Linked DNA regions of Homo sapiens: region 2 is linked to region 1. A link is an interaction called in ENCODE POLR2A ChIA-PET data of the cell type or tissue named here. Cell type or tissue: MCF 10A. All regions are shown on one strand.

Evidence for each region. Peaks named below come from ENCODE experiments on the same cell type or tissue, not always from the same donor. Only the 100,000 strongest peaks of a DNase experiment are listed, where the experiment ranks them.
Region 2: POLR2A ChIA-PET joins it to region 1 with 20 read pairs; 20 of 35 experiments call an interaction of 5 or more read pairs at or near these places.

What each region holds. Positions count from the first base shown.
Region 1 is chr11:62,553,453-62,558,452 of GRCh38, reverse strand. No RefSeq gene overlaps it. Among named protein-coding and RNA genes, the nearest start is that of AHNAK, 9.1 kb to the right of the region's middle. RefSeq lists enhancers at 91-606, 1,421-1,580, 839-1,642, 1,611-1,750, 2,081-2,140 and 2 more and a silencer at 4,743-4,792. In MCF 10A, no CTCF peak of the experiment used is centred here; DNase peaks (open chromatin) are centred at 1,822, 2,072, 4,262 and 4,882.
Region 2 is chr11:62,497,938-62,502,937 of GRCh38, reverse strand. It overlaps a transcript of AHNAK not described here. Among named protein-coding and RNA genes, the nearest start is that of AHNAK, 46 kb to the left of the region's middle. In MCF 10A, no CTCF peak of the experiment used is centred here; DNase peaks (open chromatin) are centred at 2,457 and 3,207.

The sequences.
Region 1 (5,000 bases):
AGTACAGTGGTGCGATCTTGGCTCCACTGCAAGCTCCGCCTCCCGGGTTAACGCCATTTTCCTGCCTCAGCCTCCTGAGTAGCTGGGACTACAGGCACCCGCCACCGCGCTAGGCTAATTTTTTGTATTTTTAGTAGAGACGGGGTTTCACCGTGGTCTCGATCTCCTGACCTCGTGATCCGCCCACCTCGGCCTCCCAAAGCGCTGGGATTACAGGCGTGAGCCACCAATCGTGCTACAGTTTTGAAGTCCTGGCCTCAAGTGATCCTCCCACCTCAGCCCCCTTAGTAGGTGGGATTATAGGTGCATGCCATCACGCCTCACTTGGGTGTGACTTTTTTTTTTTTTTTTGAGACAGTTTCACTCTTGTTGCCCAGGCTGGAGTGCAATGGTGTGATCTCGGCTCACCACAACCTCCACCTCCTGAGTTCTGGTTCAAGCAGTTCTCCTGCCTCAGCCTCCTGAGTAGCTGGGATTACAGGCACGTGCACCATGCCCAGCTAATTTTTGTATTTTCAGTAGAGACGGGGTTTTATCATGTTGGCCAGGCTGGTCTCGAACTCCTGACCTCATGATTTGCCCACCTTGGCCTCCCAAAGTGTTTGGATTACAGGCGTGAGCCACCACGCCCAGTGGGTGTCACTTTGAAGCCTGTGTCCACACCCTGCTGCCTCCTAGAAGGTAGAGTAGTTGTAATTGTCAGCTAATATCCTGCTCAGGCCAAAGGTTACTATTTTTTCCCCTTTGAGCTTAATTTTTATTAATATCCTTTTCAGATTTTCTTGCTCTTCTGTCTTTTCCGAAGATCATTTAAGATCTTCCTGTAAATTTAACAGCTCAGGTGAAACTGGAAACCTCTAGATTGAGTCACATTTTGAGGCATATGCAGAAACGGTTGACTGCCTTTGGTCCCCAGCTTATGATTTTCTGTGTGGTTTTTTCATTCTGTTTCTTAGTCCAGGCACAGAAGAGGGCTCTTGGCTTGGATGGGGAAACCAGGTACATACAATGGGCTGGTAGTTGGGAGGGGATAGGGCTGTCATCTGCAGCTGAGCACTTTGACCTGCAGTTGGAGTGGGCAGAAAAGAGTTGTGGTTTAGAATCCATATGGGTGGAGATGGGCTGATGCTTGCTCAGACTGCTCCCTGGCTGCTCATCTTGAGCTGGGTCCAAACTTGATAACCTTTCTTCTGAGCCTCCTGAGCTCTTGTTAGCTAGGATCTGAAAATGCTAGGTGCAGCTGGTGCATTGACATGTTCCTGTAGTCTTGGCTACTTGGGTGGGGGGATGGCTGAGGCCAGGAGTTGGAGGCCTTAGTAGTGCTTGCCATGATTGCAACTGAAAGTGCTAGATGCAGGCTTGGGGCGTGCCTTTTAGCTTGTTGCTGGGGCCTCACTGAAGCTGTCAGACTCTTCCCAAATTCTGTTTCAAATCACACCTCCTTCTGTGGTTGTGGGACCTTCACCACCTTCCTGGTGTTTGCTTACCGTAACCTCCTGTGGCTGAAGCCTCAGGCAGGAGGGACCAAGTTGGAAGAGTAGTTTAGGTTTTAGAGGGCTGCTTGAAAGGCTCAGGAGGGAAGCCCAACTGTGAAGTGGGTCGGGGGTTCTGGGTGGGCCATGGGCAGCAGCGGGCCTGGCAGCCCACATGGACTAGGTGGTCTGCGCTGGGGCAGAGACCCCTACCTCAGCCTTCCTCTGCCTGCAGGAAGAGTGAGTCATCTGCACATCCTGCCTCCAGCCCTCGCCACGCGGTGCAGAGTAAGGGTGGCCAGGTTGTTGTTTGAAGCAGTGCTTGCACTTGGGCTAGGGCCAGTACCCACAAGCAGGAGGAGGAGCCTCAAGACGAGAGGGTTGTGGCCCCAGGAAGGCTGGGCCGTTGGCCTCTAGATGGGGGTGGGATGCAAGGGCTTCTCTGCTGTGGTGGGTAGGGGAGAGGTTAACAGTGGAAGTTTCTAACGGCAGATGTGAGGCAGGAAAGGGGAAGCACATCTGGAGTTCTTTCTGTCCCCCGCCCTGCCCCAGGGAGGCCTGAGTCACTGCAGCAAGGGCTCTTGCCCTTCCCATCCCCGCTGGGCTCTCCATGGCTTGCTGGATCCTTCCTTTTCCTTGCTTTTGCTGTGGGCAGCCAATCAGAGCCTGCGCCTGTGGATGTCTGTGGTTGCTGGGCAGTTTTCTCTTGGTGCTAGGGAGTCTCATGCCACCCAAACACCACATAGAGCTGGCGACCCGACTCCATGGTCCAGCACATGGCACAGAGACTGGGGTGAGGAGCAGAAAGGGAAGGGGGTGTTTGAATGGATCAGGGGCTGAGGGCAGGGCATGATCTTAGAAAACTAGGGTAGAATGAGGGAAGGGGGAGGCTCTTTTATCCACTTACTGGGCAAAATCTCAGAACCTCCACAGAGGGAGGGTGAGAGAAACTGGAGAAGGGGTCGGGGCTCAGGGCTGCAGTTGACTCAGATAAAATCTTTACAGAGCCTGGAGTGTGAATGGGAGGGGCTGAGAGAGACTTGGTTAGTTTGTAGATAAACCAGTAGATACTGGTTATAAGCAGCTATTTATCTTAGCTTTTTTGGCACTTCTGCTTAAGTCACTTATTAAAAAGTTAAAAACCTTTAAAGTTCTTCCAAGAAAGACTTATATTGTTTCCTTTTTTTCGTGCCCTGCTTTGAGCTGGAGCTGGACAGCTGCTGCTCTCACTGGGTCGGACCCATCCCACCAGCTGCCCACATGCCCCAAATGTGCCACTTCCCCTTTTGAAAGGTGGGGGAAGCCTAGAATGTTGAAGGGAGGGGAATGAAGTGCTTTGGAGGCTCCACCCAGTCATTTCTGAAATTAATACTGTGGTTTTCATGGCAACGGGCACTCTTTGTTGTCAACTCAGAACTTTCCCTCCACACATCAAATGGATTTTTCTGGGTGCTGTAGCTTCCCCAGCTCCTCCAACCAGTGTACCTATAGGGCACTGCAGGGCACTGACTTTCCCCACTTGCTGTGTTCCTGTGTTTTTGTTTTTTTTTTTCGAGACAGAGTCTCTCTTTGTTGGCCAGGCTGGAGGGGCAGTGGCATGATCTCGGCTCACTGCAGCCTCTGTCTCCCGGGCTCAGGCAATTCTCCCACCTCAGCCTCCCAAGTAGCTGGGATTACAGGTGTGTGCCACCATGCCTGTTAATTTTTTTTTGTATTTTTAGCAGAGATGGGGTTTCACCATGTTAGCCAGGCTGGACTCGAACTCCTGACCTCAGGTAATCCACCCGCCTTGGCCTCCCAAAGTGCTGGGATTACAGGCGTGAGCCACCGTGCCTGGCCTGCTCCTGTATGTTTGAATGTGATTCTGGGGTTCCCACCCCGTTCTCTTCCTCTAGTGCTGTGGAGCTCACATTGGTGCTCCTGAAAGGTTACAGAAACTGCCACCTGTTCCTGTCTGTTTGCTCCAGTCAGGCTGGCATGGCTCCCAGAGCAGGCTGTTGTTTTACTCCAGGGGAATTACTGGGGTGTCCCAGTGCCTCAGCACCCAAGGGATGGGTGGAGTAGGGTATGGTGGGGGGTGCTGGAGGGCAGCACTGCCATCAGTTGCATCTCCCATTAGAGGGAGAATACCTTGGGCTGGTGGTACTGGCTCAGTGGTGATGTCCTGGCGACCCCGTCTCAATGTTCCTGGGCTCTCTTCACTCCCCTAGGCCCCTCCCTTCTCCACCCCTCTTTGTTTTCTTGATTTCCTCAGGATTTTGAGGCAAGCCTATTGAATGGGCGATGTGCAGATCATTGGGGCAGATGGTCAGTTAGGGTTTGGGGCTATTTCTGATAGGATCTCCCATGGAATGTGCCTCCACTCCCAGCTGCCCCCTCCCCTCTGCAGCAGGAACAGCTGTCATGTGAAGGCCTCTCTGCTGGCTCAGCCCTTTTGCAATCATCTGGCGGGCTCTGCTGGGATGGGGTGGATGGTGAAGATGGGCAGAGCCAAGGGGTGAAGGAGGGAATGTGGTAGGGCAGGGGGAGCTGTCAGAGGGTAAGGAGGGCTCTAGAGTTCAGGGCTGAGGGAAGAAGGGCTGCCAAGGTCAGGCAGGAGGGGTGGAAGCTGCTGAGCAGGCCAGGGAGGTGGAATGATGAGCTTACGGTACCCATCCTGGGAGACTTTCAAGGTGGAAGGATAGTTGGTTATAGCGGGAACCCAGGCAGTCATCCTTCAGGGAGATCCGCATTTCCCCTGACTCACAGGGGACCCAAGGGGTGCTTTCCGGCTCTTCTTCCATGTGGGACCTGAGTCACCAAGATGCCTAGGGTGTTGGCTGCCCTATGGTGGCAGGTCCTGTGCCCAGCCCTGCCCTACCCTACCCACTCTTACTGTTAGGACAGGGGTTAGCAAACACGCCCCTTTTATCCCACTCTTCAATAGTAATTACCCATCTCTTTGACTCAGACATACAGAATGTACCTCTTGCAGGGACTGCCAGAGACCGTCTCTAATAACCCGTTATTTTACCAGTGGGGAAACTGGAGCCCAGAGAGTTGAAGTGACTTATCAAGGGTGCATCCGAGCTTTTCCACAATCCTTGCAGTCACTCACTGAGTCACTTCTGCTCCAAAGCTGAGCAGGAGGATGCTGCCCTCAAATGCTGAGGGATAAGGGTGGTGGACACAGCATACCAAGTGTGGAGGGGCAGGGAGAGCGAGGCATCTAAAGGCTTCCTGCACCCGTAGCTTGGTAAGGGTAGCTTGGTAAGGAGCGTGGAAGTGGAGCCAGCCCTGGGGCCAGGGTCAGATGTAGCGATCCAAGTCCTGGGGCGGGCACAGGGCACGGAGTGTAACAGAGGCGGGACTTCGAGTGACAGGAACCTCAACTATGTGGTGACTCAGGCTCTGGGCAGCCTAGGCCCTTCCTTCCCTGCTCAGCCTGATCTCCTTCAACTGGACTTAGGGAACTGTAAGCAGAGGAGAGAGGGAAACCCAGGCTGGTCTCTCTTTCCCCAGGAAGCTGGGGGAAAGGCAGAGGAAGTT
Region 2 (5,000 bases), 56 kb after region 1:
AGCCAATGCCCAGGGAGCACTTGGTGGTCTCTGCTTTTGACTTAGCTACTGTCAGCCTCTGCAGTCTCAAGCCGGCCTCTGCAGCCACACTCAGCTCTTCCCAGTACTCTTTTAACATACTCTTCTCTTTCCAGCACCTGGCTTTCATGCAGGCTTTTCTTCCTCATCCTTTGGGTTTCAGCTCAGAGGTCATTTCCTCCTGGAAGCCTTCCTGGATACTCCCCATCTTCCCCAGCTATCTCACGCATTCATGTTGCTCTGTACTTTTTTGTTCTTAGCACTATTCATATTAAAATATTAGTGGCCAATGGCTTGTCTGTCTGCCTCTTGCTCCGGACTGTCAGCTCTGTGAGTGAGAAGTAGTATGCTTGTCCATCATTATGTCTCCAGCACACGGCCAGGCACATGGCACGTGGCAGAAACTTGATAAGCCATCTTATCACTAACCGATCACTTCATACACTTCCCCTCAGCGACTGGTGCTCCAATTTTCCTTCTGTCAATTACTGTTTAGTTTCTTGATCTCTCAGGTTTTAGCCTGTACTTAGGGTAAAAACAAACAAAAGTTAAAGAACAAAACAAAATAAACATTCTCTAATAAACGGTTGCTGAAGTTTTGCACTTTGGCTGCTTTCCTTGAGCTGCTGAGTGTGAATTCAGCTAAATTCTGTGCCCTGTTGGCTGGCAAACTTCTCAAATTGACACCATTCCAGCCCCCAGGACTGCCCTGCTGGGGTGGGAAAGGAGGCAGAGGAAAAGCTTGGAGACTCTGAAGTCGAGGACCTGAAGCCCAAGAAAGGTGGGGTGGCAAGAACGGCAAAAAGGGTGTTGCTTGGGGCAGGAAGTTGAGGAAGAGGGAGTGAAGGAGTGCTCGGGTGTGGAAGAGGAGAAGACACCCCAAATCTGCCCAGTTTGGTCCGAAATGGGTGGCTGGCATCTGAAACGTCTCTCACTGCTTAAGTCTAGGAAGTGTGGCTTTTGATTATTCTTTTGTTCTCCTTCCCTTCCTTCCTAGAGAATTTTTTGACCTGGAAAGCCTGGCTGGGATGTGGAGGGTTGTGTTTCCCACCTGCAGCAATGCGGGGCTGGCTTTGTCTTTGCAGCGAACTGCCCCATGCCCCCTGCCTGCCCCACCGCTCTCTTTGAGCCTGACAGACACAGCAACAGTGGCTCCGTGGCCAGCGTCCAGCGCTGCAGAATGAGACAAAGCCCTGTGTATTTGCTGGGCAGCACTTGGCTGTGATATATTGACATGTGAGCGCAGTAGAGTATTTGTGGCATCTGGAGAGCAAAGTGCTCACATCATGCTGGGGTTTGGCAAGTGCATTTATTTCTCTCAGGGTTTGACAAAGTTCTTTTATTTTATTTTTTTGAGATGGAGTTTTGCTTTGTCATCAGGCTGAAGTGCAGTGGCGCGATCTCGGCTCACTGCAACCTCCACCTCCCGGGTTCAAGCAATTCCCCTGCCTCAGCCTCCTGAGTAGCTGGGACTACAAGTATGCACTACCCTGCCTGGCTAATTTTTTGTATTTTAGTAGAGATGGAATTTCATCACGTTGGCCAGGATGGTCTCAATCTCCTGACCTCATGATCCACCCACTTTGGCCTCCCCAAGTGTTGGGATTACAGGCGTGAGCCACCGTGCCTGGCAGGCAAAGTTCTTCTAGAATGTAGAATTTGAGGCATTGAGACTGGAAATCCCTTTGAAAGGCAGGGATAAAATTGTTTTTTTTTTTTGGATGGGGTCTCACTCTGACCCCCAGGCTGGAAAGCAGTGGTGCCATCTGCCACTCCACCTTCTGGGCTCAAGAAATCCTCCCACCTCAACCTCCCAAGTGCCACCACGCCTGACTAATTTGTTTTGTGTTTTTGATTTTTTTTTGTAGAGATGGTGTTTCACTATGTTGCCCAGGCTGGTCTCGAACTCTTGGGTTCAAGCAATTCTCCCATCTCAGCCTCCCAAAGTGTTAGGATTACAGATGTGAGCCACTGTGCCTGGCCAGAATTGTATGTTTTAATGTGATACAGTATGTCTGAGCAATGTCCACATCCAGTTGTCAAGGGGGAAAAAACTTGATAGTGAGCATTCCCAGCTCAACGCTGCCTTGTTCAAAACTCAGCTGACATAGAGGCTTCTGCTGGTTCCCTGTCCACACAGAGTAAGCTCTTCCCAGCCAAAGGGGAGATGAAAGGATTATTTACTATGTAAAGTGGTGAGGCAGAAATCTCCCAGTTTGTTCACTTAGCTCAAAGTGGGAGAAAAAAAATGATGTTGAGGCGGTTCTATAGCTCGATTTCTGGTATGATCAACTGGGAGCAGCAATTTAAAACCCACTTGGATTTTTTAAGTCACTGGGGAGGTTCGGAGCCACATACCACGCCCTGTGTGTCATCATCGGGCTCTCTGAGGGACAGCACGTAGGTTTGGGAGGAACAGGTTCAAACCTGACTCTGATCGTTAACGAAGGTAGTGTTCTGTAGCACACATGACTCTCTGGGCCAATCAGATTACCCCAGCCTTCTAGCACCTGTGTGAACTGACATAGCTGGGAAGCTGGCTAGGCTGGGCTCAGGTGGGGCAGCCAGGTACCTTTATAGTATGATTTGAAGGCCTCAGGTGAGGCTGCCCTAGCCTGAAATATCTCCCCTACTGGCTTGTCAAGGATGTCTGAATTTCGCTACTATTGAGTCATTCCTTTGCGTTTACTACGGTCCTCGTTTTGTGAGTGCAGATTGATCTGGAATACAGGATCCTTAACCTTCCCATCTTAATTGCGTGGATACAACTAGACTATGTTTAATCTCTTGGGTAAGCCACAAACTAAGTTCCACTTTTTCATGCCAGGCCTGTCTTGAGGCATTTCACCTGCCCTCTTCTCTATTCTGTTCAGCTTAGACAAGAAGCAAGCTGGAGCCAGGTAGTCTGGTGTGGGGGACAGAGGAGCAGAGGACTGGAAAGTGAGGGCACCCAGGAGCAGCAGGCTCTCCTTCCTGGCTTCTGGCTTTCCAGCACAGAAAAGCTTGGCTGAGCCTTGGTCTGGTGTCAGATGACGCCTGAAGGGAGATGTGATCTCCCCATTTTGGCCCAGATGGAGCACAGTTAGCTCTTACATGGACTTCCTTCCACTTACTCACTTTCCCTTTACCAGCTATCCTCTGTCCTCCTACTGCTGCACTCTCAGCCATCATCATTCTACGTGGCCTCATGCCAGAAGGGAAGTCTCATTGGCATCCCAGAGGAGCCAGGAGCTCCTAAGCCCCACCAGCACTCGGCCACACCCCTTTCCCCTTTGTGGCTTGGTTCACAGTCTCCAGGAGATGGAGGAGTGGCTAGGAGCTGCGCAGCTGCCGACAGCTCAACTTGTGCGGCTGGTTTTTTGTTTTTTTGAGATGGAGTCTTGCTCTGTTGCCCAGGCTGGAGTGCTGTGGTGCGATCTTGGCTCACTACAACCTCCGCCTCCCGGGTTCAAGCGATTCTCTTGCCTCAGTCTCCCGAATAGCTGAGATTACAGGCACACGATACCATGCCCAGTTAATTTTTTTGTATTTTTAGTAGAGACTGGGTTTCGCCATGTTGGTCAGGCTGGTCTCGAACTCCCGACCTCAGGTGATCCACCCGCCTCGGCCTCCCAAAGTGCTGGGATTACAGGCATAAGCCACTGCGCCTGGCAGGTTTGAACAGATACAGAGGATGTTTAGTGAGAGGCCAGTCGGATGCTATGGGTCTGCACTAAAGCCTTAAACCCTTTCTATCTTTTCCTCTTTCCCAGGCCTAGAAGACATGGTCAGAGTTCATCTACGTCATGCCCCTGCCTCCGGGCATATTTTATCTCCCCATGCCCATGCCTGTCTTCCAGAGACCACTCCCACCAAAGGAAGTGGGAGAAGCGAGGCGGAAGAGAGGCCATAAAGTCCGCTGGAATATAGGCTCCATGAAGGCAGGGATTTTTAATATATCCCCAGAGTCTAGAACAGTGCCTGGCCCACAGTAGATGCTCAATAAATATTTGTTGAATAATGAACCTCCCCTTGTTGAAGTAATCACAGCTGGTAAAGTACTTTCAATCCTAATGAATATTCTGTTGGACAGGTGGAAATTTTTAGAGCCAACATTTCCAAAGATCTATTTATTTTGTTTTTTGTTTTTATTTTATTTTTTTTAGAGAAGGGCCTTGCTCTGTCACTCAGGCTGGAGTGCACTGGCATGATCACAGCTCACTGCAACCTTGAACTCCTGGACTCAAGAGATCCTCCCACCTCAGCTTTCTGAGTAGCTCTTACTAAAGGCACAGCTTCCATGCCCAGCTAATAAAAAAAAATTTCTTTTTTTTTTTTTTTTAGAGTGAGTCTGGGTTCACTATGTTGCTCACGTGCTGCTCTCAAACTTCTGGCCTCAAGCGATCCTCCCACCTTGGCCTTCTAAAGCACTGGGATTATAGGCATGAGCCACTATGTCTGGCCCCAAAGATTCAATTTTTAATTACACCATATAGTGTAATTATAATTACACTATATAGTGTAATTATAATTACATTTAGTGTAATCTTAGTATGCCATTCATTTTGTAAAAAATTAAAACAATACAAGAGAAATTCCCCTTGTTCCAAACACACTTGCGTGCTCCTTCTTAGTGATAACCATTAGCTTCATCTTGGCATGTGCCCTGTAGACTTTGCTCAATGCATTTGGACAAGTCTGTATGTTAACATAGAAGCCTAGAGTTTTGTGGGTTAGCAACGACACAACAACCACAACAACAAAACCCATAAAACCATAAATAAGATTGGACTGTGCTGTTTTGCAGTTTCCTTTTTCCCCTCTTAACGTTTTGGAGATGTTCCATGTAGGTGAAAACAGACCTACCTCGTTCTTTTCATTGTGAAATATTGTGCAGCATAGATATATTGCATATTTGACAATTCCTCTATTGATGGACTTTTAAGTCATTTCCAGTGTTTACTTTTTTTTTTTTTGAGATGAAGTCTCCCCTCTGTCACCCA